Regions from separate parts of the Homo sapiens genome. Here region 2 is linked to region 1. A link is an interaction called in ENCODE POLR2A ChIA-PET data of the cell type or tissue named here. Cell type or tissue: MCF 10A. All regions are shown on one strand. Each heading gives the region's core, and the rest is flanking DNA. Links, peaks and the distances in the headings are about the cores only. Region 1 overlaps ASAP2 (ArfGAP with SH3 domain, ankyrin repeat and PH domain 2). Region 2 overlaps ASAP2 (ArfGAP with SH3 domain, ankyrin repeat and PH domain 2).

The links. Peaks named below come from ENCODE experiments on the same cell type or tissue, not always from the same donor. Only the 100,000 strongest peaks of a DNase experiment are listed, where the experiment ranks them.
Region 2: POLR2A ChIA-PET joins it to region 1 with 25 read pairs; 6 of 35 experiments call an interaction of 5 or more read pairs at or near these places.

Annotation. Positions count from the first base shown.
Region 1 is chr2:9,302,201-9,317,471 of GRCh38, reverse strand. The region is part of intron 3 of ASAP2 (ArfGAP with SH3 domain, ankyrin repeat and PH domain 2); the gene reads right to left. Among named protein-coding and RNA genes, the nearest start is that of ASAP2, 100 kb to the right of the region's middle. In MCF 10A, for the core only: no CTCF peak of the experiment used is centred there; DNase peaks (open chromatin) are centred at 3,821, 5,831, 6,891 and 9,101.
Region 2 is chr2:9,244,151-9,259,421 of GRCh38, reverse strand. The region is part of intron 1 of ASAP2 (ArfGAP with SH3 domain, ankyrin repeat and PH domain 2); the gene reads right to left. Among named protein-coding and RNA genes, the nearest start is that of ASAP2, 45 kb to the right of the region's middle. In MCF 10A, for the core only: no CTCF peak of the experiment used is centred there; DNase peaks (open chromatin) are centred at 7,611, 8,721 and 9,761.

The DNA of each region.
Region 1 (15,271 bases), core at 3,656-11,655:
TATAAGGTGAATGCACATGTGTGTGTGAGAATGTGAGTATGTGTAGGTGTGTGAGGGAGCATGTGTGTGTTTGAGGGTGTGTGTGTGGATGTGAGTTGGGGGTGAATGTGAATGATTGTGTGAGGGTGTGTGTGAGTGAAGATATGATTGTGTGAGTGGATGTGGGGGGCTGTGATTGTGAGGGTGTGAGGGTGTGGATATGAGTGTGTGTGATGCACGGGGTGTGTATGAGTGTGGTTGTGTGATTGTGTGAGTGTGGATGTGAGTGGGTGTGATTGCGTGGGGTGTGTGTTGAGTGTGGTGAGAGTGTGGATGTGAGTGGGTGTGATTGGGATGTGTGTTGTGTGGTTGTGATTGCGTGGGGTATGAGTGTGGTTGAGTGTGTGTGTGGATGTGATTTTGTGTGGTTGTGTGGAGTGTGGATGTGAGTGATTGGGAATGATTGCATGTTGTGTGAGTGTGGTTGTGAGAGTGTATGAGAGTGGACATGAGAGGGTGTGACGGGGGGTGTGTGGGAGGGTGTGAGAGTGAGGGTGTGATTGTGAGGGGGTGTGTGTTGGGGGGGTGTTGCTAGGCAAAGGAGATAAAAGGGAACAGGAAGGGCAAGAGCCTTGGTGCCCCCATTCTTCTCCCTGAAGCAAGAAGGCAGGAGAGTGGGGACACACACCGTCCGCATGGATTAAATTGGGTGGAATGGAAGCCTCCTAACCAACAGGTACACGAGGAGCAAGCAAGTCTCCGTGACAGCAGTTCAAATGCGAGTCAACTCAAGATGCGAAACTTCAGTCAGGAAGAGCCTTCAAGTACGGACTCAGAGCCCTGAGCCTGAAAAGATTCCCTCCCTCAAGTGGAAAACGAGCTCGAAACCCACTTTCGCACTTCCCAGGCTTGGACCACTCCCCTGAATCAACCCAAGGGCCAGTTCCCACTGCTGGGCCCCTGTGGCTTCTGTGACACTCTGGGCTTCTAGATTACAGGCCCAGAGAAGGAGAAGGACGAGAAGAGGGACTTGGGACCTTATGTATTCATTCATACCATCAAGCAAAGGAAAGTTTTATTTTTAGTATAATTATCTTAAATAGGAAGATAAAATGGCACCACTTTTAAAGCAATATGGCATCCGATTTCTATACACCATTCAGTGTACTAATTTTTTTTTCTTTTTTTTTGAAACAGGGTCTCACTGTGTCGCCCAGGTTGGAGGGCACTTCAGCCTCAACTTCTTGAGCTCAGGCGATCCTCCCACCTTAGCCTCCTGAGTAGCTGGGACTATAGGCACGGGCCAACATGCTTGGCTAATTTTTTTTTTGTAGTTTTTGTAGACAGGGTTTCACTGTGTTGCTCAGGCTAGTCTTGAACTCCTAGACTTAAGCAATCTGCCCTCCTCGGCCTCTCAAAGTGCTGGGATTACAGGCATGAGCCACCACGCCTGGACTAAATTTTACATTAGAAACAGAAATGTACTTGGAAAACACTGGTAAGGTGTATAATAACGTCTGCATCCACAGCCAATTCTGCTAAATAAATGATCAATTAATGACTGTCATTTCAGAAATAAACTTTTTTGGGGAACTTTTGCCCTAGGATTAAACAACTCAACATTTCTCACGTACCTGGCCTTCCTCCAAGGTACAATGTCATCAGCTATGTCTTGCTAAGATCAGCCTTAAGCATTAAATTTTTAAATGCTGAAAAGCGCAGTTTAAGGTGCGGTCTTAGGAACGACTGGAAGGAACAAGGACAAACAGAAGGCCGTGCTGATGAGTAACCTACGACAGCAAGCACGCCTAGATTTCCACTGTCATTGACAGTCCTGGCAGCCAGACAGGTGAGTGAGGAATGAAACTCCCGTCACAGTTCCCGCCTCCAGGGCCACATTTCCCTCTACTTGCAGGCAGCCCCAAGTATGCAGCCAGCTCTCCTTCCTCCAATGCTCTTCCTTCCTACAAAGCCCTCTCTCCCACCCTCCTCACTTGCTTGACACCCAAGAGTCATCTCTGACCCCAGTGCTGCCACCCAGCCGTGCGGCACGCTTCTCAACAAATTCCAGGTCTTAACCCTACATACGCAGACCCGTCTTCCAACATTCCCTCCATGCCATTCTCACGTCCACTGCCTTGGCTGCGCCTCACTGCTCCTTCTCAGGACTAAGGCTATGGCTTCCCCTGCTCCCTGCTGCCGCTTCCTAGTCTCTGCCTGCCCCACTCCCCGCTTCAGGGCTATGGCAGGCTTGTCTGGGGTTGTGTCCCTAATAAAGACTAAACTACTTATTCCTGCATTTCACACTCTCCACAATCCATCCTTATTTTCCATGTTTCATCTTCATATTTCTCCAAACTGAACTCTCTCCTTCCCTGATTCTACGCATGTGCTCAATTTGTTCTATTCGACGGAAACGTCTTCCCTATCCCTGCTGTTCAAAGCCTTCTCATCCATCAGGAGTTACTCAAACGCCACCTTCTCTACTAAGCAACCCCAGCAGAATGTGATCCCTCCCTCCCCCAGATCCTCCAATATTTTCTTTTCTATTTTTTTTTTTTTTTTTTTTTGAGATGGAGTCTCACCCAGGCTGGAGTGCAGTGGCGTGATCTCGGCTCACCGCAACCTCTGCTTTCCAGGTTCAAGTGATCCTCCCGCCTCAGCCTCCCGAGTTGCTGGGATTACAAGCACCCACAACCATGCCTGGCTTTTTGTATTTTTAGTAGAGACGGGGTTTCACCATGTTGGTCAGGCTGGTCTCAAACTCCTGACCTCAAGTGATCCACCTGCCTCGGCCTCCCAAAGACCTGGGATTACAGGTATGAGCCACTACACCCAGCCCCTTTTCTAAATGTTTTAAGGCACTTGGCAGGCTCTTCTCGTGTTCATCTTAGTGATCTCACACACTAAGTTCTAAAGGGTAGCATCCACCTTTATTGTATTTTATATTTACCAGAGCTCTTAGCATGGGGCTTGGCCTAGAATAGAGGCTTAAAAATTATTGATGGAAGAAATCAGTATACTGAAATATTTTTTTGGGCATCGAATATGTGAAAGACAGAATCTACAGGGGCTTCAGATAAAATGTTAGTTCTATTAACACCTTAAACCAAACATAATATAGCAAATGCATGTGTGAATTCATTCATTCAAGTGATTTATTGAGCACCTATTTTGCATACAGCAACAGTAGGTAAATTTACAAAGGAGGCTGAGTGTGGTGGCTCATGCCTGTAATTCCAGCACTTTGGGAGGCCGAGGCAGGCAGATCACCTGAGGTCAGGAGTTCGAGACCAGCCTGACCAACACGGCAAAACCCCATCTCTATTAAAAATACAAAAATGAGCCAGGCGAGGTGGCGCACGCCTGTAATCCTAGCTACTCGGGAGGCTGAGGCAGGAGAATCACTTGAATCCAGGAGGCGGAGGTTGCAGTGAGCCAAGATGACACCACTGCACTCCAGCCTAGGTAACAGAGCGAGACTTTTGTCTCAAAAATAAAATAAAATAAATTTACAAAGGTAAATGAAACACGATGCCTGCCCTTTCAGAGGAAGAATTATGTACATACACACCAAGAATGTAAAATTCTAAGAATACCACATAGTAGCATATTTTACACTGCACAGATACTAATGGCTCCTCATTGATGAAAGGTGAGAAAACAGTGACTTAGGTTTTAGGTGGTCAGGCCAGCTGGCCTGGGCTTGGGAAGAAGGAAGGGTAACTGTCCCAGTTACTAACCCCTGAGATGCTCACTGCCCACTCATCTACACGATCATACAAAACCACAATCAGAGTCACCGGCGCAGGTCAATTTGGTCCTGAACCCTGCCTGGCTGGGAGCCAATGCTGTGCGGTCTAGAACAAGGCACGTGCAAGAAAGAAGGCAGCCTACAGGGAGGATTAGAGTCGCTGTCCGGCAGCTGGCGGGGGCAGCGCCAAAGGCACCAGAACCATCCAGTGATAAGGTGGGTTGTGGGGAAGAAAGTTAAAAGTGTCCACAAGTTAAAATTCACATTTCTAAAGAGAATCTTAGGTTTTTCATGAAGCGGGAGTACACACATGAACATGAATGTACACGAGTGAGTGGGAAAAACAAGATTCTCTGCAGCAGAGAAAAAGAAATTCATCACAATTTGGTTTATCCATCTATTTTGAGATTATTCGTTATTTAATTCCAATAAGAACTTAGGTGCTGTTAATAATAGATTAGGGTGAGAAGAGATCAACTATGCTTTGGGACCTACAGCAAAAACATTCAAGTGGAGAAGAGTGAACACTCCACGGACATGCAGACCCACTTGGTCGGCTTGCTTTCGTTCTTCGTTCATTTCAGCAGTGAGTGTGACCTCTGGATGCTGGGAACAGGGCCCGCAGCCTAGTGGGCAATGAGACACTCAACAACCAATTGCAGCTTTTTTTTTTATTTTTTAAGACACAGTTTCACTCTGTTGCCCAGGCGGGTGTGCAGTGGCACGATCTTGGCTCACTGCAACCTCCACCTCCCAGGTTCAAGTGATTCCTCTGCCTCAGCCTCCCAGGTAGCTGGGATTACAGGCACACGCCACCATGCCATGCCCAGCTAATTTTTGTATTATTAGTAGAGACGGGGTTTCATCATGTTGGCCAGGCTGCAAGGACAGCTCTGATGACCACTGTAAAGGAGCCACATGTGGCCGCAGTGGTGGCAGGAGAGGGGGGTGTACGGATGAGTTAGGAAACAAAAACAAGCTAGTGAGGACCTCAGTCCTCAGACAGCCTCTCCCCTCGGGTGAATGGGGAGACACGCCCCATGTTTAGGTAAGTAAACTACCAAGTGGAAACTCTGAGAGCCAGGAATGAGACACCATGGAACTTCAAGGAAAACACATTATTTCTAGCCTAGATACCAGAGGAGCCAGGACTGAGACATCATGGAACTTCCATGAAGAGAACATTATTTCTAGCCTGGATACCAGGGAAATCTCTGTTAAGCAGTGGATGTGAGACAGACCTTCAAAAGATGGGGCATCGTGAGGTGGGGGCAGGGGTAGACTGGGCAAAAGGAATGGCATAGAGGGTGGTCGAAGTGCTGGTGTGGGCCCTGCCAGCCGTGGCAGTCGAGGAGTCAGCAGAAGGCAGCAGCTGGAGAGAGAGAAGCCTGGTGCCAGGTCAATGAGGGGGATTCTGGTTTCATTCACGGTTTTTCTCTTTGGAATTATTTAAATTATCCAAAATAGGAAACTATTACTTTTCTAATCAGAAAATAAATTATTATAATAGAGATTGAAAAGTAGATCAGTGGTTGCCTGGAGCAAAGGGGAAGATGGGATTAACTGTAAAAGAACATGAGGGTCCTTAAGGGGAGAAGAAAATGTCCTAAAACGGATTTGAGGTGATGGTTGCACCACTTGGTAAAGTTACTGGAAATCACTGATGTGTACACTTGAAATGGGTGATTTTTATAATACATAAAATATGCTTAACAAAGGTGTTTACTTTTTAAAGAAAATCTCACAAATATAAATAGAATCCCCATCGATGGCTTCACTAATAAAGCTTCCAGACTCCTGGACATCAGCCTGCTTGCCTCTGCCTTTCCATGCTTGGTGTATGCAATCCACACAGCACACACGCCTGGTGGCTCAGGGAGAATTTCCCAGGACATGGCCACTCTGGTCTCTGTCTGGGCCAGAGAACAAGTGCGTGGGGGCCAGACGCGCTTCTCGGCAGGTGTGCCCTGCAGCCTGAGTGGCGGGCAGGCTCTGGGCTTCCTCTGTGTGTCCAGCAGCCTCAGGCCCGCAGCCGAACGAGCCATCCTCGAGTTCTGGCCGAGAGGGACGGAAACCACAGCCAGAAGATGATTACATATCCCTTGTGCTCAGGCAGCTCCAGTCTCAATTTATGAGTAATGACATTTTCATGCTCTATGGGAAGAATTACATTATCCCTGGGTAACCCAACCAGAATATTTTCCTTAGCACCAAGAAAGCATAGGGCTTTCTCTTATGTTCTGACTCACTTTTAACAAATATATTATGTAAAATGGCTTTTTAAAACATCGAGTGCAACCTGAATACAAATTATTAATCTTAATCACTGCTATTAACGTTGGACCAACAAGCAGGCAAACTTTTTTTTTCTTTTTTTTTTTGAGAGAGTGCCTCTCACCCAGGATGGAGCACAGTGGGGCTCCAGTGATCCTCCCACCTCTGCCTCCCGAGTAGCTGGGACCACAGGCATGAGCCACCATGCCTGGCTAATTTTTTTATTTTTATTTTTTGTCAAGACAGGGTCTCCCCATGTTGCCAACGCTGGTCTCAAACTTCTGGGCTCAAGCAACCTACCCACCTCAGCCTCCCAAAGTGCTGGGACTATAGGCATGAGCCACCACACCCAGCCCAGGCAATCTTTCAAAATAACAATCCTTCCTTTCCCCACCCCTACTTCCTGTCTTAGCTTTTCCCCCCGAGTTCACTTGGATATGTCTGACAAGGTAAGTAAGTAGTCAAAGGTCTGTGATCTCACAAGTAGAAATAAAATGATTCAGTCAGTGGGGCAGGCAGCACATAGAGCTATTAGATATAAAGAACAAAATCATTATGCTAATGTCACAGCTGATGAGCAAACAAAGATAGGCCAGAAGGCACAGAGGAGGGGAACAGAGCCAGCCAAACAGCCATCTCTTCACAATGTCCTTCCTAATATTTTTTATTTTTTGGTGGGGGTGGATGGTGGTGGTGGGGATCTTAAAATTCCTTGCCTGTAGATCTGTCACTTTCTACTTTCCCCCACCCTTCAGTTCACAGGTCACCCTCTCTGTTCTCTGGCCACTGATCAACAGCTGCTGATCCAGCCAAAGTGTGGAGGTGCAGCCCCACCCCAGGGAGCTGCAGTGCTGCCTTCTGACTTAGGCAGTGAGTAATTCTGCTTTGTCAAATGATCTTGCCCAAAGGGATCCCATCTAGAAGCCTGAAGCTAGACAGGATTCTTACATCATAGCTATTTTTAAGGAGCAGCCAAAGGTCACTGGGCAGAATCTTTCCAGCTCTAGCCTCAAAGGTCTAGAAAATAACAGGTCTTCCCAGGGCTCACCTCCAAAACCCTTAACAGAATCCAACTCTCTTCGAGGATAATCAGCTTTTCCTTTAAAAAGCCATTTTGTTACCATGTAATATACAATATGGCCAAAGGATCTTACCTGAGGCTTGCCTGCATCATGTCACTTATTTGAATATGCCCAATTTATGAGAAACTTGAGAGGTAGAAAAGACGCTTTGAAATGTGGGGAGATTTTAATTCGAGCAAATGCTGCTCAGTCATAAGAGTTAAATAGGAAAAAGCACAGCTTCAGAGAAAGCAAACCACCTATTCACCTTCTGCACAGGCCAAGCAACACCTTGTCTAAGGGTGGGCAGTTGTAGAAAGACCTCACACCTCATTGTATCAATTAAGAGCATTCTTAGCAGAGGCTGCAGCATTAACAAGGGTATCAGAGTGTGAAACAGCCTTCCAGTGCTGGAAGCTTCCAGCCACCTCCAGGAGCCAGAGCTCACGGCCTACAACATGTGTGTGAGGCAGGCATTGAAGAGCGGAAAGTGGGCTTTGGACCTGTGATGTCCCACAGGACAGATAATAGCTACATGCCCCTCTTCACATTTAAATTGATTAAACTTAAATGAAGTTAAAAATTGAGTTCCTCAGTTGCCCTAGCCACATTTCAAATGCAATAGTCACATGTGGCTAGAGACTTGCTAGACTCAGTAAAGCAGATACACACTATTCCCATCAACGCAAACAGTTCTATTGGGCACCAACACTTTGGACAAATGGCTTTTGAAAAGTTTTAAGCAGCTTTATTGAAGTGTCACGGACAGACAATAAACCACACACATTTAAAGTATGACTTGATATGCTATGACACATGGATATTCCTATGAAGCTATCACCAAAATCCAGACTGGGAAAGTACCCTCTCACCCCAAGAGGATGTTTTCTTGTGCCCCTTTTGCAACCCCAGCTCCTTACCCCCAAGTCTCTGGCAACCCCTGATCTGCTTCTTTGCCAGAGAACACTGCACTTTCCGGAATTTTATATACGGTATCTGGAATCATCCCGCATGTACGCCTTTTCATCTGGCTTCTTGCATCATGATTTTGGGACTGCGCATGACTGTGCGATTCATTCATGTAGTTGCGTGTACCAGTAGTTCACTTCTTTTTCTTGGCCAGCACTGTTCCATCATATGGCTACACTGCCGTCTAGCCAGACACCTGCTGATGGACATTTGAGTTGTTTCCAGTTTGGGGGATACTACGGATACCACAAATAAAGATGCCATGATCATTTGTGGGATGGAGACTCTTTCAAATAGTGTCAGAAAGGCCTTTTTATAAGGTGGTCTTGGAGCAGAGCGCAAAGGAGGCGGGGCAGAGAGCCACATGAGGACCTGGGGGAAGTGCGCTCTGGGCCAACGGGACTCTAACACAAAGGTCCTGGGGCAGGAGTATGACTGGCAGGTTCAAAGGACAGCTCTCTGTTCTTTCTAAAGGCCGCTTATCTGAAAGAACGGGTATCCAGGCAGAAAGTATTTTTGAGAAGCACAAGGTACTGACTAAAATGGCCTGAATAAACCACCAGATGACACAGGGCCCTTTAATCCCATTCAACCCTTGCAATTACTCTGAGAAGTATGTGCCGTGACCCCCATTTTGCAGGTATGGCAACAGAGGCTTGAGTCATCCACGTTGCCTCCAAATCACACAACTATTAGCAGCGGAGTTGGCTAGAACAGTGAAGCCAGAGCTCTTCCTCTCAGCTCACTATTAAAGACGGCTGGACTGAAACTCCTGCTGGCACAGGGCAAGATGGTTTACACCTGCCAGGCCAGGCTAAGCTAAGCTGAGGCTGGGCACATGCTGCCATCCTAGATGCTGTCTCCATCGAAAAGCCCTCCTGTTCCCTTTTACACAGAGCAGCCCGTCAGGTACATACAAGGAAACTCTAAACAGGAAAATCACTGATGTGGTTTGGGTCTGTGTCCCCGCTCAAACCTCATGTCCAATTGCAGTCCCCAGTGTTGGAGCTGGGGCCTGGTGGGAGATGACTCAATCACGGGGGTGAAGTTCTCACGACTGGTTTGGCATCATGCCCCTTGGTACTGTGTAGCAAGTGAGTTTAAAAGTGTGTGGCACCTCCCGCCTCATTCTTGCCCCTGCCCACGGCCATGCGAAGTGCTGGCTCCCCCTTCACCTTCTGCCATGATTGTAAGTTTCCTGAGGCCTCCCCAGAAGCCGAGCAGAGCAGATGCTGCCATGCTTCCTCTACAGCCTGTGGAACCGTAAGCCAATTAAACATATGTTATATATGTGTGTGTTATATATGTGTTATATATATGTTACCCAGTCTCAGATATGTCTTTATAGCAGTGCAAGAACAGACTAATACAATCATCTAGGCCACTTTTGTTTTTGGTGTCAGTGAACAGATCCCCTGGGCCACAGAATTGCCTTGAGGTCTATCATACACACATGCATGCACACGTACACATATGCATGCACACAGACAAGCACACGTATGCACACACTCCCGTCTATGCACTCTCACACAGGGCCCTCCTGAACAGATGCGCCCAGCCCGTCCCTGGCAGCACAGTCGCTGTTTAATTAAAAAGGAGAAGGGGGAGCCCATGCTGATCCTAAGTGTTTAACACAAACTGAAAGATCAAAACCAGCCAGCTGCCAAAAACACATTGGCAACTTTCACACCAGAACAAGGAGGAAAATCGCTGACCTGGTTTCTGCTCTTAATGCTGCTTCTCTGGCAGTCAACAGCTCTGATCTTTCAGGCTCTAAGTGGAGAGAAAACTGGGCCCTCTGCCCCCTTCTCCACTAGAATAAAGGATAAGCTTGGACATGTCAGTCAGCCACCAACAACCACACTGACACCAGCTGAAGGCCGGTTCTGGGAGCCGGAGGGCAGCACTGGAGAACCCAGGACTCAGGCACCCAAAACTACTTCTAAAACCGGGTGATGGTAAAACATTTGCTGAAGCCATCAACCAGAAATGAAAGTACTTTTTCAAATGTATTACCTCCAAGAATCCAGGTTTAGGAAGTAGCTCTGACCTCCACAGGACCTGGGGCACCTGAAGTCTCCATCTCGCCAAGGGTGAGAGTCGGAAGCACTGGACCCAGGCTGTCCTTGGGGCAGTGGTTCTCAGTGTGGCTCCTGACCAGCAAGGCCAGCGTGACTAGGAACAGGAAATGCAAAACCCTGGGCCCTATCCCAGACCTGCGGAATCAGAAACTCTAGGGGAAGTCCAACAGGTGTGGTCTAACAAGCCACGCAGGCGATGCTGATGCACTCCAGCTGGAGAGCCACAACCCTGCAGGTGAGGTGTGGAGGCTGGGGCTGCGCATTTCTAACAATTCCGGTGCTGCTGGTGCAGCTGGCCCAGGGGCTGCACTTGGAGGACCTCTGCTCCAGGGCAGTGCTGCTCAAGCTTGACTGCCTGCTATTGCCTGGGGCTCCTACACACTAAGATTCTGGCTTTGCAGGCCTCCGAGAGGCTGGAATTCTAAGAAGCCCCAGGCGATTCCAGTGATGCTCTGTGGATGTCCGGCCAGGGCCCCTGGGGCACCAATGGTACAAACCCTGCCCACATGCCTTCTAAGCTGGAACCTGGAGTATATGGGCACTGATATGGGGTGCCAGGCTTCAGATTTTAAGCAATGATTACCAAACGGCTGAAAGTTCCCAAAGAAGGAGGAATGCAAACAAGCACATGCTGAATTTCTATCAATTCGCTGACAATTCCCTCAGCGAGCCAGGAGCAGAGGCTTGACTCCTGGCTGGGCTCATCAACCCGAGGACAAAGGGGCACAGGATCTCCACAGCTCACAGCCCCCCATTTTCCTTCTCATCAACCTTGAGCTTCCAGCTCCTTCCCTGGGGCCCAGAAACAGGCTCAAGCCCCTCTCACCCTAGGAACCCTTCCCACCTGCTTTCCTCTTCCGTTATCAACCCTTCTTAGAACAGTGAACACCTGTGGTCCCTATGCCTCCACCTGCAGCAGCCGCTCTTCTGCCTTTAAGAAAGTCTGGGAAACGTCCCTGAGGCCCCTCGCAGGCACCCAAGCCGACACGGCTGCTCTTCTGCATCCCTGCTGCGGATGTGGCTCCCCGACCTCCTTCACTCACAACCCCCACTACTACAGCCCTCCCACCCGGTATCTCTATCCCCTACAGCCCCACCAGGCCATATCTCCACCCCCAGTACTACAACTCTCCACGTGGTATATACACCCTCCTGCAGCGCTTCCACTCCCTCTCTACACCCCTAGAGCCCCTCCACCCCATGTCTACACCCCCACTACGCCAGCCCCTCCACCAATATATACACCCCTCACAGCCCCTACCCCCATAACCCCACCCCCTACAGCCTCTCTACCTCATATCGATACTCTCCCACAGCCCCTCCATCCCATATCTACCACCCCACTACTACAGCCTCTACACCAATATCTATACCCCACTACTACAGCCCCTCCACCAATATCTGTACCCCACTATTACAGCCCCTCCACCAATATCTATACCCCACTACTCCAGCCTGTCAACCAATATCTATACCCCACTACTACAGCCTCTACACCAATATCTATACCCCACTATTACAGCCCCTCCACCAATATCTATACGTCACTACTCCAGCCCCTCCAATATCTATACCTCACTACTACAGCCCCTCCACCAATATCTATACCCCACTACTACAGCCTCTCCACCAATATCTATACCCCACTACTACAGCCTCTCCACCAATATCTATACCCCACTATTACAGCCCCTCCACCAATATGTATACCCCACTACTCCAGCCTGTCCACCAATATCTATACCTCACTACTCCAGACCCTCCAATATCTATACCTCACTACTACAGCCCCTCCACCAATATCTGTACCCCACTATTACAGCCCCTCCACCAATATCTATACCCCACTACTACAGCCTCTCCACCAATATCTATACCCCACTACTACAGCCTCTACACCAATATCTATACCCCACTACTACAGCCTCTCCACCAATATCTATACCCCACTATTACAGCCCCTCCACCAATATCTATACCTCACTGCTCCAGCCCCTCCAATATCTATACCCCACTACTACAGCCCCTCCACCAACATCTATACCCCACTACTACAGCCTCTACACCAACATCTATACCCCACTATTACAGCCCCTCCACCAATATGTATACCCCACTACTGCAGCCTGTCAACCAATATCTATACCTCACTACTCCAGACCCTCCAATATCTATACCTCACTACTCCAGCCCCTCCACCAATATCTATACCCCACTATTACAACCCCCTCCACCAATATCTGTACCCCACTATTACAGCCCCTCACCAGTATCTATACCCCACTATTACGGCCCCTCCACCAATATCTATACCTCACTACACTAGCCCCTCCACCAATATCTTTACCCCACTACTCCAGCTTGTCCACCAATATCTATACCCCACTATTACAACCCCCTCCGCCAATATCTATACCTCACTACTCCAGCCTCTCCACTAACATCTACACCCCACTACTCCAGCCTGTCCACCAATATCTATACCCCACTATTACAACCTCCTCCACCAATATCTACACCCCACTCGTCCAGCCCCTCCACCAATATCTATACCTCACTACTCCAGCCCCTCCACCAATATCTATACCCCACTATTACAACCCCCTCCACCAATACCTATACCCCACTAGTCCAGCCCCTCCACCAATATCTATACCCCACTATTACACCCCCTCCACCAATATCTATACCTCAATACTACAACCCCTCCACCAATATCTATACTCCACTACTCCAGCCTCTCCACCAATATCTATACTCCCAAGACTACAGCCTCTCCACCCTGTATCTACACCCCCACAACTGCAGCCCTCCCACCTATGTACATCCCCCTACAGCCCTCCCACCTGTATCTACACCCCCCCTACAGCCCCTCCACCGCATATCTACACCCCCTACAGCCCTTCCACCCCCTATCTACATCCCCACTAGAGCCATTCCACACAGTACCTTGTAGATTTGGCAAACAATTTTTTTCTAAGTTTGAGGTCACCTACATCGTGGCAGTTGTCCCTTTAATAGCCAGCAATTAAGAAAACACACAATGACAAAAACAAAAACAAACCCTGTTTTAGGTTCATTAATACTTTCAAACAGAAACAGCATGTCCTACACACATTTGACAATTGTGAAGAAACTGATTTCTAAACCTTGCAAGCAGGCTTGTGTGCAGATGGACAAGTGCCATACTGCAGTGCCCCTCCACCCTCAGGGATCCAGGGAAGCAGGGACCCAGGGCTCAGGGCGGGGAGTCACTGCTCCCTGCTTCCAATGCTGTACCCTCAGGGCTCCGCAGGCTGCCAGTGGCTGTCCCGGCACATGTCTTCTAATAAAAGCATCTGTGTCCCCTGCCCAGGCAGGAGTTGCCAGAGGTCACCGCCCCATACAGCACCAGCGCATGGATAGCACCCAGCAGGTGCCCAGTCCTCGTCTCTGTGAGTTCTCCCTCCCACGCCCAAGGCCTCACCATGCTATCTTTGCCCAATATGGCTTCTCCCACTTTCTCTGTATGGGGGTTACCGTATCACAGCATTCCCTCCCAACCCCAAAAAGAAACAGTATCCAAGTCCAATGGAAATCTATTATGTGGCTATGCCACAACCAAAATGTAGATATCTGACACCAGCCTTATTTGTTCATTGTCTCGATCAAACAATGTGCTTTTGTTTTTGGTTAGAGATTTGTGAGTATAGAACATAGCTTAGCGTTGAAGTCTTTTGGGTCTTAGATAAGGAATTTCCAACTATAAATGAGGCCATGCCAAAATCTAAATGGCAGAGGTTTCTAGGGGCCCAAAGCGACTGTCAGCAAGTCCATCAAGGTACTCTCTCTCCCCTCCTCACTCAAAGCCCTAGCCCTCAAGCCCTCCTCAAGCGAAGCCTATGGACTCCTAATTTGCACCCAAGTCTAACAAGCCAAGTCACCTTGCTCTTCAGCTCGCAGCATCGTGAAACAGAGACCTTAGAGGCACCCAAGCACTGACAGCAGGAAAAAGGGCAACCAATAGAAAAAGTGTCAGAATATTAAAAAGCAAATGTCAGAAACGGACACCTAATAATAGTCCAGGACTAATCCAAGGGCGGATATTCCCACGTACCCCAAGCCACTGGGGATGTCTCTAGATTTCAGCATAGTTCATTAGTTTATGTCTAAAACAGTGACTTAAATCTTCCTCCCAAAAAGATGATACTATGATCATTGCTCTTGTTTAATTAAAAAACAAAGTAAGACATTTAAGAATCTAAGACATTTGCAATACAAGAAGTTAGGAGAAAGTCTATGGAAGTACTGAGGGTGAGGACCTCTGGTAGCAAGATGTCTATATTGAGTGACGAGACAAGCCTTACTAATATGGACAATCAGCTCACACTTAACCTAAGCCTGACAGCACTGGGCAGAGTCCTGCTGTACTAGTACCAATGCAGCCAAGCCAGGATGCCCCTCTGCCAGGTGCAGCACATATGAGAAAGCCACAAACTACTGCTTGTCCCAACAGAACCTTACTACCTCCCTAGTAAGGTTAGCTATAATGTCTTCTGACCAGGCGTGGTGGCTCACACCTGTAATCCCAGTACTTTGGTATTACAGGTGGTGGCTCACACCTGTAATCCCAGTACTTTGGGAGACCCAGGCGGGTGGATCACTTGAGGTCAGGAGTTCGAGACCAGCCTGGCCAACATGGAGAAACCCCGTCTGTACTAAAAATACAAAACTTAGCTGGGTGTGGTGGCTCGCGCCTATAATCCCAGCTACTTGGGAGGCTGAGGCACAAGAATAGCTGGAACCCGGGAGGCGGAGGCTGCAGTGAGCCAAGATCGTGCCACTGCACTCTAGCTTGGGCGACACAGTGAGACTCTGTTTCAAACAAACAAACAAAAAAAGTTGGCCAGGCATGGTGGCTCATGCCTGCAATCCTAGCACTTTGGGAGGCCGAGGTGGGCAGATCACGAGGTCAGGAATTCAAGACCAGCCTGGCCAATACAGTCAAACTCCGTCTCTGCTAAAAATATAAAAATTAGCTGGGCATGGTGGCACGTGCCTGTAGTCCCAGCTACTCGGGAGGCTGAGGCAGAAGGATCGCTTGAACGCGAGAGGCAGAGGCTGCAGTGAGCCAAGACTGCACCACTGCGCTCCAGCCTGGGCGACAGAGCGAG
Region 2 (15,271 bases), core at 3,373-11,372, 58 kb after region 1:
AGAGCAGGGCGCAGGAAGCGGGGGCAGACGCAAGGAAGGGCAGGGTCCCTGCCACTGCAGGATGGCGCAGAAGGGAGGGGAAGTGCAGCAACAGGCAGGGATGGCGGCCCTTGGCTGTGCTGCTAGGGTCAGCAAAGGCCATTTATTCTCAGCGTTGAGGGATGAATGTTTCTCCCCAAGGAAGGGCTTCAGCCCATTAGTTTTACTTTCTTTGTTTGTTTTCCATCCAAAGAAAAGAAAATTTGAAACCCCAGCTAACAGAACAAGAGAGGAAGCGAGGGGAAGGGCTCCCTGGGCAGCAGCAAGTAAGGGGAAGAGGCTGAACCTCCGTCCCACGGGCTGGACCACGGCCCAGAGCAATTCCCTTCCCTGCTAAGGGGACAGTCAGGCCTGCAGACACCACAGAGAAAGGCCGAAGAGCAGGCCCAGGGTCCTGGTCTGGCCCCGCGAAACTGGCTGCAATCCGAGGAATATCACTGGAGGGCTGCAGACCCCAGTCTGTAATCAGGAGCATGGACCTACAGACTCTAAAATGCTGAGTCCTAAAAGCAAAGACTACATGTAATGCTGCTATGTTTAGTTTGAGAAGTGAAGAGGAGAGAGAGCGAGAGAAATAAATAAGTAAAAGTGAAGATCATCTGTTTCTCAGCCAGAATGCTGTCTGCTCTGAAGCTGATCTGTGGAATATTTACTGTTCCTCAAGAGATCTAAAGAAGTTGCAACAGCCACAAGAGAGTCAGCAGCTTCCGGGGGTTTCGCCTGCTCAAGCCACACTGCCCCAGGACCCGGGAAGGTTTGCATTTGTTGTGGGGACTGAAAATCATGCATTGTGCAAAATGAGAAGATGAGTGTGGCGGCGGGGGCACCATGGAGACTGTCACCTACTCGGATTGGGGCCTTAGGTGAGCCACTTCTCCTCTGAGCTTCTAGATACAAAATTCTATGAAAGTACCACCTTTAAAACAGCTTGCATTTTAGTTATCTTTCCAAGAAGGAAATCTTACAATTACATTCAAACATATGTGAGGTATTTTTTAAAGGAAAGTAAGACTCCTGACCAAAAGTCTCAAAAAAAAAAAAAAAAAACAACTACTGATTACTATCAATACTGTGAATAGCATTTATTTCAACTTTACAAATAAATAGCTGGTAATCATAGAAATTTTTTTTTTTTTTTGAGATGAAGTATCGCTCTGTCACCCAGCCAGGCGTGAGCCCCCACACCTGGCCAAAGGTAATTTTTAATGAAGAATTCCACTGCATTTCCCTGGCTTAGATTTCTCAAAATAGATGGAAAGAAATGAAATGTGTATGTCCGTATATCCTACCCCAAAGTCAGGGTACAAATGTGATGATACCAGCACTGGTTGTGGGGGTAGCAGTAATAACAGGCTTCCAACTGCACAGCACTTCTAAAAGTGCTTTCACACAGATTATGGCACATGACTCTCCAACCTGGGCAGTTGGTAACACAGGCAATATTATTGCAACAACATAGAAAGTAACACTCACAAAGGTATTTTTCCAAGGCCACATAGGTAAGGATAAACCAAAATGCCACCTTTGTATTCTCTTTTTTTGCTTAAAAACCACTTTCAGGCCAGGCACCGTGGCTCACATCTGTAATCCCAGCACTTTGGGAGGCCGAGGCGGGCGGATCACTTGAGGTCACAAGGAGATCAAGACCAGCCTAGCCAACGTGGTGAAACCCCATCTCTACCAAAAATACAAAAAAATTAGCCGGGCATGGTGGCGTGAGTTTGTACTCCCAGCTACTCGGGAGGCTGAGGCAGGAGAATAGCTTGAACCTGGGAAACGAAGGTTGACGTGAATGGAGATCGTGCCACTGCACTCCAGCCTGAGTGACAGAGAGAAACCTTGTCTCAAAAACAAAACAAAACAACCACACTTTCACATTCTCCTAGCCTGTTCTTTCCGACATCATGTACTGGTTCATTAGTTTGTTCAAGGTAATCTCCTGTTAAAAAGTTAAGAAACAATAAACCAAGAAAATAAAGCTATTTTAATTTTGCAGGGAAAAGTTTTAGGCACCTATGGTCATTCCATAATGCTTACTAAGTAGGTATATCCTTCCTACCACTGTTTGAGACTACTATAAAACAGTCCCTGCTTTCAGACTTCAAATTTCCCAAGGCAATTGAGACTTTTCATTAGCTGAACCCTAAGGAACAAGGACAAACTGTCACTCCTTCAGGATGGGGGCCCGCACCTTCTGATTTTTGAATCTCCAGCACCAGTGGAATGCCCGACACGTGTAAACACTCCACGAACATGGAATGAATGAAACCATCCTCTGCTGCTCTTTAGTTTCTACCAAACGCCCTGTGACAGGCTGTTAGGGAAAGACACCCTGGAGCAGGTAACACAGGCACATCCTGAAGAAAGTGACAGGCTGTTAGCAGGCAGGAGGCACTCCAGCCAAGGACTTGGAATGAGTCCATCAGCTGTGCTGCCCCCTCCCAGCCCTTGGCTGCAGCAGGAGGATCAGGAAGGAGAGGAACAAGGACTGAGGGTGGACAGGACAAGCGGCTAAGAGACAGTCATACTGACTCTCGGTCAGTGCTTTTTTAAAACCCAACTCCTCTGTCACACAGAGGAAATGGATTAAAAAGGTCTCTTGCTGGAATACAAATTGCTCAAATGCATACCATCACATCCCCAAAATGGAATCAATGAGAACACTGAGGCTGTTTTCATTCATTTGAAATTGGCAGTTGGATGCCAGTGGCCTGCACTTTCATTTCAATACTCTTCCAGTTACACAAGACAGAGACAATTCTGATTTGCACATGTAAATAGAAACAGATGGCCACATTCTTTTTTAAAAACAAAATCCAAAAGCTTTGGAATAGTAAGAAATTTGTTTCAACTCTCTACCACTAACAACATCTAATATCTCCTTGCAGTCCTTATCTCAGATATGTTAGACAAGAAGCATCTGAAACATATATTGACTGCTCAGCCCATGGACAGCATCATCATTGGCACAGCATGTTAAACGCTAATTTCTTTATGTACAGTTGACACTGCCGCTTTGCCTGACATTTAAGTGAAGGCAGCACATGCATATACACCCTCGTGCTAAACTCCAACTTTTAACATCCTGGCGCCCACTGACATGCTAATTTTTTATCTTCATCACCCCAAGCTGGCACATGGTTGGCACTCAATAAATATTCATTAAATGAATTAATTGGGCTGCCAGAATTACTTGCTTTCTTTTTTTTTTTTTTTTTTTGCAGGGGACCCTAGAATAGTTTTTCTCCTGCCATTTCTATGAATGTCTGAACGTGCAAATATGTCAATGACTAGGGAAAATATAGTGACGCACTGGTCATTCTACAACTTTAAGTCTACACAGGTTCCTTCATCAAAACAGGGCATTAAAAACAACTAAGCTATAGAGCCAGATCACTGGAGGTACTGTAGTTTATAACCTGCTTATAAACCCCAGTTCTTAAGTCCCTCAATGCCTAGCATGCTACCTACCAATACGCATACAAATAAATCAGACGATCTTGTGCCCCCCAGCCCAATGTTTACCAAGACTTCAAAATGTTCTGGTGAGATCACCTCCCTGCTATGTGATGCAAACATCAGAGTATAAATCTTTTCAGAAAACTTTTTAACAACTGTTGGAAATTTTAAAGATAAAAGCAATACAGGTCAAGCAGACCCCTGAAGAACCTCTGGAGCACCACATGGTGCTGGCACCAGCTCTGCCCCCGACTCCCTTCATCAACTCAGGCACCTCCCTTCACCTCTGTAAAGCTAGGTGGCTTGAACTCCATAATCTCTGACGACACCATCTGCCGAATCCACGGCAAGGACACACAGAACCAGAGAGGCTACTTCATTAAGCTGCAGTGTGCATTTACATCAAATCAACCATTCCATAGTAACAAGGCAATATGAGGCCATCTTTTTAAAATTCCATAGGAGAATTTAAGTAAATTGCTAGATCCTTCCAGTTTTTTCTGTGTGAATGATTTATCCCAGCTTCTAGGAATATGTGCAATATTATTCCACAGAGCACATCTTTCAGAATCTTGTTTCAGATTATTGTTACTTAAATAGTCCATTTCTCCTGAACAGCCCTTCAGGTAAGAGACATTCAATACTCATTAGAATCTCTACTCTCATGATGCATTGTATGATCTGAGAACCAACTTACATGGTACAAGTATAGACACATAACATCAAAGAAGATACACAATGGCCAAGATTCTGGTTTCATTAGTTACCAGGGAAATATAAATTAAACCACAATAAGATTCCATTACACACCCAGTAAAATGGCTGATAATGCCAAGCACCGATGAGGAAGTGAAGGAACTGGAACTCTCATACGTGGTTAGTGGAAATGAAAAATGATGCAGCCACTTTGGAAAATGGGATGGCAGCATTTGATAAAGTTAAACACACACTTAGCACACAACACGGCAATTGCACTCTCAGGTATTTCCCGAAGTCAAAATATAAAACGTGTCTACCTACACAAAGACTTGTAGTCAAATGTTCATAGAAGCTTTATCCATAATAGCCAAAAACTGGAAAGAACCCAAATGCCCATCACTTGGTGAACTGATAACAAGTAGTACCGCTTATCTTCAGGGAATACATTCCAAGACTCCCAGTGGATGCCTGAAACCAGACAGTACCAAATCCTGTATATACTGGGTTTTTTTTTTCTATACACACATACCTCTGATAAAGTTTAGTTTATAGGCCGGGGACGGTGGCTCAAACCTGTAATCCCAGCACTTTGGGAGGCTGAGGTGGGTAGATCACTTGGGGTCAGGAGTTCGAGACCAGCCTGACCAACATGGTAAAACCCCGTCTCTACTAAAAAAAAAAAAAAAAAAAAAAAAAATCCAAAAATTAGCTGGGGGTAGTGGTGCATGCCTGTAATCCCAGCTACTTGGGAGGCTGAGGCAGGAGAATTGCTTGAACCCGGGAGACAGAGGTTGCAATGAGCTGGGATGATGCCACTGCACTCCAGCCTAGGCAACAGAGTAAGACTCTGCCTCCAAAAAAAAAAAAAAAAGTTTAGTTTATAAATTAGGCACATTAATTAGGATTAACAACAATGACTAATAGAATAATTATAACAATATACTATATATATGCATACACACACACGTGTATATATATATATATATATTTTTTTTTTTTTTTTTTTTTTTTTTTTTGAGACAGTCTCCCTCTGTTCCCCAGGCTGGAGTGCAGTGCAGTGGTGCAATCTCTGCTCACTGCAGCCTCTGCCTCCTGGCTTCAAGCAATTCTCCTGCCTCAGCCTCCTGAGTAACTGGGACTACAGGAACGTGCCACCACGCCCGGCTAATTTTTGTATTTTTAGTAGAGACGGGGTTTCACTATATTGGCCAGGCTGGTCTCGAACTCCCAACCTTGTGATCCACCCACCTCGCCCTCCCAAAGTGCTGGGATTACAGACATGAGCCACCGTGCCCGGCCAACAATATACTGTAATAAAAGTTATGTGAATGTGGTCTCTTTCTCAAAATATCTCGTTGTATGTACTATTTTCGGACCTGGGATGACTTCAGGTAACTGAAACCTTGGAGAGTAAAATGCAGCTAAGGGGGAACTTACTCTGTATCCATACAACAGAACATTATTCAGCAATGCAAAGGAGTGGTCTAAAGATACATGTAACATTGTAATCTCCAGGGCACTAGGTCAAGCAAAAGCAATCATACACAAAAGGTTACATACCCTATCATTCCATTTATACGGAATTCTAAGAAAGGCAAAATTGTAAGGACAGAAAGCAGCGCAGAGATGACAGGAGGCAGGAATGGGGGAACCAACTGAAGAGGGGAGTTCTGCGTGACGGCACTCTGCTACGTTACATCTGTAGGGTGCTTAGACGATTTCACAAAACCCACTAAACTGCACATTTAAAACGTGAATTTTGGCCGGGCACAGTGGTTCATGCCTGTAATCCTAGCACTTTGGGAAGCCAACGCGGGCGGATCACCTGAGGTCAGGAGTTGGAGACCAGCCTGGCCAACATGGTGAATCTCTGTCTCTACTAAAAATACAAAAATTAGCCAGGTGTGGTGGCGGGCACCTGTAATCCCAGCTACTCAGGAGGCTGACGCACGAGAATCGCTTGAACCCAGGAAGCAGAGGTTGCAGTGAGCCAATATCGCGCCATTGCACTCCAGCCTGGGTGACAAGAGTGAAACTGTTTAAAAAAACAGAAACAAAAACAAAAACTGGTGAATTTTATTGTTTGCAGAGTAGACCTCAATTCAGCTGACTTTAAAAACTTTTTAAAAAACAACAAAAAACGACTTTCGTTTCTTTGTTGCCTCGGGATTGGCTTGGGCTTAGGGATGCACGGGCAGCTTTTGAGGGCTGCAGTGAACAACTAAATAGTCAAGATGCTTGGTGTAGGACCAGTGATTGGGCCCACGCACTATCTGCTTGTGTTCCTAAATTCTTTTTTTTTTTTTTTTTGAGACGGAGTCTCGCTTTGTCGCGAGGCTGGAGTGCAGTGGCGCGATCTCGGCTCACTGCAAGCTCCGCCTCCTGGGTTCATGCCATTCTCCTGCCTCAGCCTCCCGAGTAGCTGGGATTACAGGCGCCCGCCACCACGCCTGGCTAATTTTTTTGTATTTTTAGTAGAGACAGGGTTTCACCGTGTTAGCCAGGATGGTCTCGATCTCCTGACCTCGTGATCTGCCCGCCTCAACCTCCCTAAGTGCTGGGATTACAGGCGTGAGCCACTGCACCCGGCCGTGTTCCTAAATTCTTTAACTGTCTTCCGAAGGCTTTTTTTGGGGGGCGGGGGTGTTAGGGGAATAGGGTCTCACTTTGTCGCCCAGGCTGGAATGCAGTGGTGTGATCTCAGCACACTGCAACCTCCACCTCCTGGGTTTAAGCGATTCTCCTGCCGTAGCCTCCTGAGTAGCTGGGCGTGTGCCACCATGCCCAGCTAATTTTCTGTATTTTTAGTAAAGATGGGGTTTTGCTATGTTGCCCAGCCTGGTCTTGAACTCCTGGCCAAAAGTGATCCACCCATCTCGACCTCTCAAAGTGCTGGGATTACAGGCAAGAGCCACTGCGCACAGCCCCAAAGGCCTTATTTAAAATGACTCTTCCTACAGTCCCTGGTTCATCAATTACTCTCAGTTGTCATCTGCTCTTTGACCTTCAAGGCTGAGTGGCCTCACTCCAATGCAGTCCTAGCAGCTGGTGTCAGGCACGCCTGCCCTCCCTGGCCTGAGTGACCTCTCTCCAAGGCACCTCACAGTGTGTGTTAACGGCTTTTGTGACACGAAGGCTCTCCTTCCAGCATTTCCCAGAGGGAAGGTTTTGTACAGGCTAACACTCTAACACCTACTGGCCAGTACTTCCCAAGTACATCTGATTTATTTCAAATAACTGATGAACTAAATTCAATGAGCTACAGATGATAATTAAAAAAAAAAAATTAAGGAAAGAAAAAAAAAAGCAATGTGGGCACAGGCTTCTCATTCCTAAAGCTCCCTGTCAGTGGCCTCAGGCCCATCTCTGCTCCATCCATCACTGCCAGAAAACTCACATTCAGTCTTCCTTCCTGGCAGCTGTTCCTCACCCTCAGCCACAGCCACCTTCCCCTTGCGTCATTCCTGAAGGCATTCCATTTGCCACGCTGATGTCCTCCAGCCACTCCACTTCCTCATCACAAAACCGAAGGTCCCCAGGAAAGACCCCATGAATTCAACAAGGTGCGCCCCCCAGCTGCTCCCTTCCCCTTCTCCCAAGGGTCACTGAGTCCCCAACTCACCAGCTGGGATGGAGGGAAAAGGAAAGTCAGATGAGGTAATGCGTTTTAGTAAAGTGTAAAATGCACGTTATCTTTACTTATTAAGCATACAAAACCCACCCGACGGACATCAGGGATTAGCTGTTCTGCTTCGAGCTTCTCAATTTCTCCACATGCTTTGCGCCCAGACCCACTGAGCAGCCAGACTCAACCAGATTCCCCAGGTCTGGGCCCCCACAGGGAGGGCAGGTCCCCTAAGGCTGTTACACGTGAGTACCAAGCAGATGGAGCCCAGAAGATGGGAAGGAGTGGGACGAAGTCAAATGCCAGCCCCACCCTCACAACCTCAGTCCCCTTCTCTGTAAGACAAGTGACTAGAGGGAAAGCCACAGGGCCCACCTCTACTTGCGGACTAAACTCCTGATGTGACAACGCTCTGGCCACGTTCCTCCTTTCAAAATCTCCTTCGCGATCTGTTTACCAGCCCTCCACGCTCCACTCCCGTCCACTTATTCCCTGAAGAACCTGTGGGTTTCCACACCTCAGTGTGTTTTCTCACCTCTAATCTGTCTCCAATTCAAACTCTACAGACCTTTCAAGATCCACCCAAATGCCACCTCCTTGGTGAGCCTGCCCACTCCGGGTTCCCATCTTATCTCTGTAAGAAATTGACTTTCACCACGCCTCGTTTCATAGTTCACTGTTTTAAGTTCCCCGGGAGCAAGCCCCGAGTCTTGTCTATTTCTGTATTTCCACCATGGTGGGCTCAGCACTTTGCTCACAGATGGCCCATGGTGGCCTGTGCTGAATCACATCCCTAGGACCCCGCAGGTATAGCTTAATTCCACAAGGCAGATTAACAGGAAGACTGCAACATCTCAGGGGCTGAGACACCTCCGCTCCACCCTGGCTCTGATTCAGAGCTCCTGAGCTCCACAGCCTACTCCTGTTCCTCTCTGGGTGCTCACTGCTTTCTGCTTCCAACCTTGTCCGATAGTTACTTGTGGCCTCGGCTTAAATGAAAGAGCACACCACACTGCATTTGCCCTGGGGGCCGTGCAATGTGCCCTGTATCCTTTTGTACCCTCTGTGGAATGGGAAAACACTTTTACACCTCCCAAGGCTTAAGTGATTAAAGATCTGGGGTCCCAATTCCCACCCAAGGGCCACATGTCTGGCATCCTGCATCCCCACTCCCATCTTTAAAGTCATGCATGGCACCTGGGGCACCGCGAGAACTCCAGGAGCCCTAGGGACAGCTGTGTATTCACATGTCGTGTTCTTTCCCCTCTTTCCCTGGTGCCTAGGCAGGAAGTCTGTGGTTAAATACCATTTGCTGAATTATTAGTAATAATTACCATGTGTGTAACATTCCTTACAGTTTGTGGAGTTTTATCCAACAAATGTTACATGACCACTTTGTGTCAGGCAGCGTGTTAAATGCTAAAAATGATCCTGGCAGTTTCTGCCCCCAAGGAGATCATGGGTATTATTTTAGCTTTATGAAACCCTACAAAGCAATTGAGGTAGGTATTATTTTCCTCATGTTACAGATGATAAAACTGAAACTCAAGTGAGTAAGTAAATATTCCAAGTAAGAAAATGGAAAGAAGGGAAGAGTTGTATACCCAGATTTGACCCCAAGCCCTGCCTTCCTTCCACATGGCATGTAGCCTTTTGATGGGCAGGAGACGGTGGCCCAATGTTCCTACATACTTCTCACAGATCCTGAGCAGGACCAGCCCAAAACAAAAATCTGGAAGCCTAGCAGAGTGTTTTCAGGGTAGCCTCTCTCTAATCATGCCCCTCGGTCATCCTCTGCAGTATCCCCACACGGCCCTGCCCTCCTCTGGGGGTGGCAGTGCATGCAGCTCCCCCGCCAGCCCGGGCATGCCTGCCTGCAGCTCCAGGAGACCCGTGCCAGCAATCTCAGCCCAGCGCCCAGTCTCACTCAGGCTGTGAACTTTCTGTCCACACGACAGTGTGGGTGCTCCACCCTGCTAAGTCATGGCTATGCAGTCTATGTGATGGGTCAGCCTGGCATTTCCTTCCCAGGAATTATTCACAGGACATCAGCAATTCCTCCTACAGGGCAATCTTTGCAAGCTCCTAGGGGTTGTCTGGAGCAGGCATGGCGTCATGAGAGTCCCTCAAATTACTCCCCATCAGAGCAAAGAACAAGCCCAAGTGAGGGGCTCAAGTTCATCAGAATGAAACCCATTAGACACTACAATCATCAGAGAAATGAACATATATGGGGAAGGCATTGCTGTCCTCTCTAGAGACGTGAGGGCAGAATGGGGCAGACAGACAGGCCACGGGCAGGCTGAGCCACAGACAAAGTTCACTCCAAGTTCACTCCACATTCAAGGTGGAGTTTGAGGCTAAAGCTCGCAGCAGGAAGAACAAGACATGAGGCCATTGCTGTCTGACAGAGGAAAGAAACTGGAGCTAAGGAGGCCCCAAGAGGGCCAGCCTAGCTCCACCACAGACTGGCTGTGTGGCCTCAGCCACAAGACAGCCTCTCAGCCCCTACATGCCCAGCCCAGCCACAAAACATGCAATTTGTCCAGGAGAATGCTAAAATAAAATCTCCTCTAGACCTAAAATTCTAGCATCCTATGTATTCGGGTTGGGAGGAATTTACGCAAGTTAAAGGACAGCATTATTTTACACAAATTACCTCCTTCTGGATTTGGGGACATGGAGAGCTTCCATGACAGGTAGACACAGAGCCAGCCTCGTTGCCACCTAACACTGAGCTCACATCAGAGTCGACATCAGGAAGACTTCAGAGACACTAAAAAACTAGGTTCAGGGACAGGGTCCCTGGCCATAAAGAACTGCCATCTAATTGAAATATACAACCTACATGTCAAATGGTGTAAGGAAATTTACCAAATGGCTGGTAGATAGGAGTGAAAGTTACAAGCAGAGTAAACAGTAGAAGCAGTGAATTCCCATGCCCAGCCAGGGCCTGGGTATCTAAGACCTCACCGTCAGCGTCTTGCCTAGTTCTAGGTGTGTTTATTCTGAACACACCTCTGAGGTTTTACAGAGGAAGAAACCGAGACCCAAAACGCTGACTCTCACTGGGGTCAACTAGCAAGGAGGTGGCAGAATAAACAAGAGGCACACCCTGGACTGCGACTCCAAAGCCCGTGTTCTATCCTCTCTACGCTGGCATTTTCCCCATGCTTGAAAAATAAAGAGCTACACATACACTAATTACCCAGAAGAAAAAAAAAAATGACACCAAGATACCAAAGGGTTTTCTAAAAACCATCTTGGTTATAAAACAGATTTTGTATTTTCCTCTTTTATTAACAAATGCTGAATATAATTTGGCTTAAATACTCAGTATTGTTGGGAGCACCAAAGATTCCCACTCGGAACACAGGCCTGCGTGGCCTCCGTGGTTAGCGTGGGATGCAGAACTGCTGGCCACCACACTGATGGCCCTGCTCTGCTGAGTTCGTCTTCTGGGTCACCTGCCATCTCTTGCTGCTGTCAGCCGCCCCCCTTCCATCAGCCACCCCTTCTCCACCTAGCGTCTGTCCCAGACTCGAGGACAGCTGAGCTCCAAGGCCTTTTCTGTTGACTTCCAGTTCCTGGACATGTTCCAGATGGCAGAGGTTGCTAAAAGTCTGACCTCTGGATAAGTGGAGCATAATTATGCCTGAGAGCTGGGAGGATACATCATAAAGAGGTTATCAGTGTGGGGGGCAGAGGAGGAGAGCGGGAAATAGGGCCAAAAAGTGGCAGTTTCCTGGATCAGCTGAGTTTAGCAGCAGATTTTAAACCCGAGGCACATGAAGTTTAAAGACAGAGACTATCTAAGGATAGGAACTGTTAGCAAGTGCAAAAAATAACAGAAATAGCTTCTGCATTCACTGAACACCTACTCCGCGTCTGGCACCAGCCTAGGCGCTTTCTAAACGCTGTTTCACTTAATTAATGACTGAGTATCATTCCCAAATTTCAGAATGAGGAATCTGAGGACCAAAGACATCTGAGCTAGTGAGCAGCAGAGGTAGGATCTGAACCCTGGAACCCACTGCCCATCCACATGGCTGCCTTAAAAACCCTTCTATAATAACAGACGCAGCGAGCAAATCCACAGAAGCACTCAAATCAAAAAGCTAGACGATGGACCGAAAGCAGCGCATGAGGTAATAAGGTCCATGAGGGCAATATCCTATTAGGCAGGCAAATTGCTAAACTGATTCGCCTCGTGCAAATGAGGACCGGGGACCGTCTGGGACTCCCTAGGCATCTGCGGACTGGGAGCAGTTCCAAGACAGCAGCCTCTGGTGAAGGGCAAGTCAGTCTCCTTAATTGAGGAGCGAAGAGTTCATCCTCATTAGGATTTCCAGCTGCTGCCACCCCAATACCAGATCCATGCAGCTTGTGCCGTCAAAACTCACGAGCAGACAGACTGCTGTCAGGAAGAAGACCTTTCTCCTCAATTAAAAATATTACTGGACAGGCTGGCCACAGTGGCTCACACCTATAATCCCAGCATTTTAGAGGCTAAGGCAGGCAGACTGCATGAGCCCAGGAGTTCAAGGCCATCCTGGACAACACAGACCCCATCTCTACAAAAACATTAAAAAATCAGCTGGGTGTGGTAGTATATACCGTGGCCCCAGCTACATGGGAGGCTGAAGTAGGAGGATAGCTTGAGTCCAGGAGGTCAAGGCTGCAGTGAGCCAAGATCATGCCACTGCACTCCAGCCTGATGATGGAGCAAGACTCTGTCTCAAACAAAACAAAAAACCTGGACAATTTCTCCACATGCAGCAGTACACAGGCTTGTGTAGAAGCCAGGAGTATCCCAGGAATGAGCCTCTCCCACATCGAGCCACAATGGATTAAACCATTTAGATGTGACAAGAAAGATCAAGAGCATTAAGGAAAAAAGGAAAGAAAGTTGTAGTAAAGATGACTAAATTGAAGACCTCTCACGGTTCTCTTTATTCTGAATGCAGGATGCAACTTTATGCACAGGTGAATGATTACAATTTTCACACAGGTGGGGCTGGGCGTGGTGGCTCATGCCTGTAATCCTGGCATGGGAGGCCAAGGCTGATTGTTTGAGCCCAGGAGTTCAAAACCAGTCTGGGCAATATGGTGATACTCCGTCTCTACAAAAAATTGTTTTAAAAAATTAGCCAGGCATGTTAGCGCACACCTGTAGCTCCAGCTACTTGGGAGAACAAGGCAGGAGGATCACTGAGTCCAGGAGGTCGAGGCTGCAGTGGGCCATGATCTGCACTCCAGTCTAGGTAACAGAGCAAGACCCTGTCTGTAAAAAATTTAAAAATAAAATAAAATTTTCACACTAGTTTGCTCAGTGTAATAAGTGGTTACTGAGAAGTCAGGTGAAATGAAAAGTTGGTTCCGTCCACCTGTTTTAAATGTCTAAGGAGTACGGGTTTGGAGAAACCATACAGAGAATCCCCATTCATTTTTTCACTCAAATGTAAAGAGTTGCCTGAAGTCAAGCAGCTGATCAGGGATAAAGCCAACACTCCCAAACCAGGGCTCCTGCCAGTCAACACAGAGCTCCTTCCCCCAACGGGGTCACACCACCCTCCTGTCCTTTTCACAGAACCTTCTAAACTTAGATAGCCATCCCCATCGTATGCTTGTTTTTAAGGTTTTAATTATTATATAATCAAATGTGGGGCTCACTCCTCTTGCATCCAAGCCCCACAACAACAATAACAAACTATTTATTGAGAACAAGTTCTGTCCCAGGCACTGCTCTGGGCACTGGGGATCTGGTGGCGAAGAAAACAAAGGCTCTGTCCCCCAGGAGCATCCATGACACTCTAGTGGAGGCAGACGACGAACCGACTAATGCATGGCACACAGCGTCAGACTGCAGAGACGGGAGGAAGGAAAGCAAGCAGAATCCTGCAAGCGCCCCCAGGCCCAGATTTCTGTGTGCTCTGTTCACAAACGCAGCACCAGCACCCAGTAGGTATTTTCTGACTGAAGAAACAAAGAGAAAGAGTGGTGCTCTTTTAGATTCAGAAGTCAGGAAGATGTATAGTGATATTCGAGCAACACACACCAAAAAGACTCAGAAACTAAGTGTAGGTTACAGAAGGTAACGTCATCACTTTGAGAAATGACCAACAGTAAATGTATGACTAATCTTTTAGGGTTTGTTTTTATAGAACCCTCCACACCTAGCACAGTGAATGCCCCCAAGTAAGCACAGAGCCGAAGAAGTGGCCAGGCAGGCTGGCTCCGTGTCAGGCAGCCCCCACCCACCCCAGGTGTCTCCAGAGCCCATTCAAATGCAACAGCCACGGCAGCAACACACTGGCACTGACAATTCGATAGTCACACCAACACCCTCCTCAACAAAGCCATTGCTAGCTGTGGTTCTCAAACCAGAAGCTCCTGTGTGGGAGGAGCCCAGCTCTCTGCATCCAAAATCAAGCTACAAGTTCCTGGAATCTCTATTAATAACAATATTATTCTTACCGCAGTCCTACAAAGTGGGTATCAAAGTGACTTGCCCAAGGCCACACTACCAGTAAGAGGTAAAAGTTCACAACCAAACCTAGGCCTGCATGATTCAGACTTTTACCTTTTATATGACGGGAGGACTTCAAGTAGTGCTGGCTAAAAGCAACTGAGCTCACACACCATCGTGTCACCCTGTCAAATAAGCAATTATTCTCCGCAGAAAGGCTAAGTAACTAAGTTTTCTTAGACTCAAATCATAAAAACCATAAAACCATGATTTTTATGATGCCTCAGAAAGGATCTAATGAAAAGGGTTTGCCTTCACATCATGTATTCTCATATACTGTAAATAAATCCACATTAAATCCATCTCCTGTTCTTCCTACAAACACTTCTGGGTACCTGGGAAGGTGCTCAGGGAAGAGTCCCTAAGTGTCACTGGCACTGGGCTGCAATGGTAGTAAAAGCCCAGGTTAGTGATTCTGTCCTTCAGTCCAGTAAGTGCCAGGCCACTGAGGCACAGGAGCTTAATGCGAAGTGCTTCTGAACTAAGTTTGGTATTTAAGTTTGTGTCAAGCTCTTCCCGTGGACATTAACTGTGTCGCACACTCTGTGCTAGGAGCTACGCATGTGTTCTCATCAAGGGTTCTCTGTTCTGTTCACACCGTGAAACTCAAAAACTTCTTTCAGGGTTTTACAGAATCCACTTTGCTTAGATTAACATCCACTTAATCTTCCAAAGACAAGCATTTTAACTTATTCCTAATCTCAGTGTACCTTGCTAAGGTACTGTATGGTGGAAAGTCTGAACATATTCAAATTCTTTTTATTGTTGTTGTTTTGAGACAGGGTCTCACTCTGTCACATAGGCTGGAGTGCAGTGGCGCGATCTTGGCTCACTGCAACCTCCACCTCCCGGGTTCAAGTGATTATTTCACCTCAGCCTCCCCAGTAGCTCAGACCACAGGTGCGTGCCACCAAATTTTT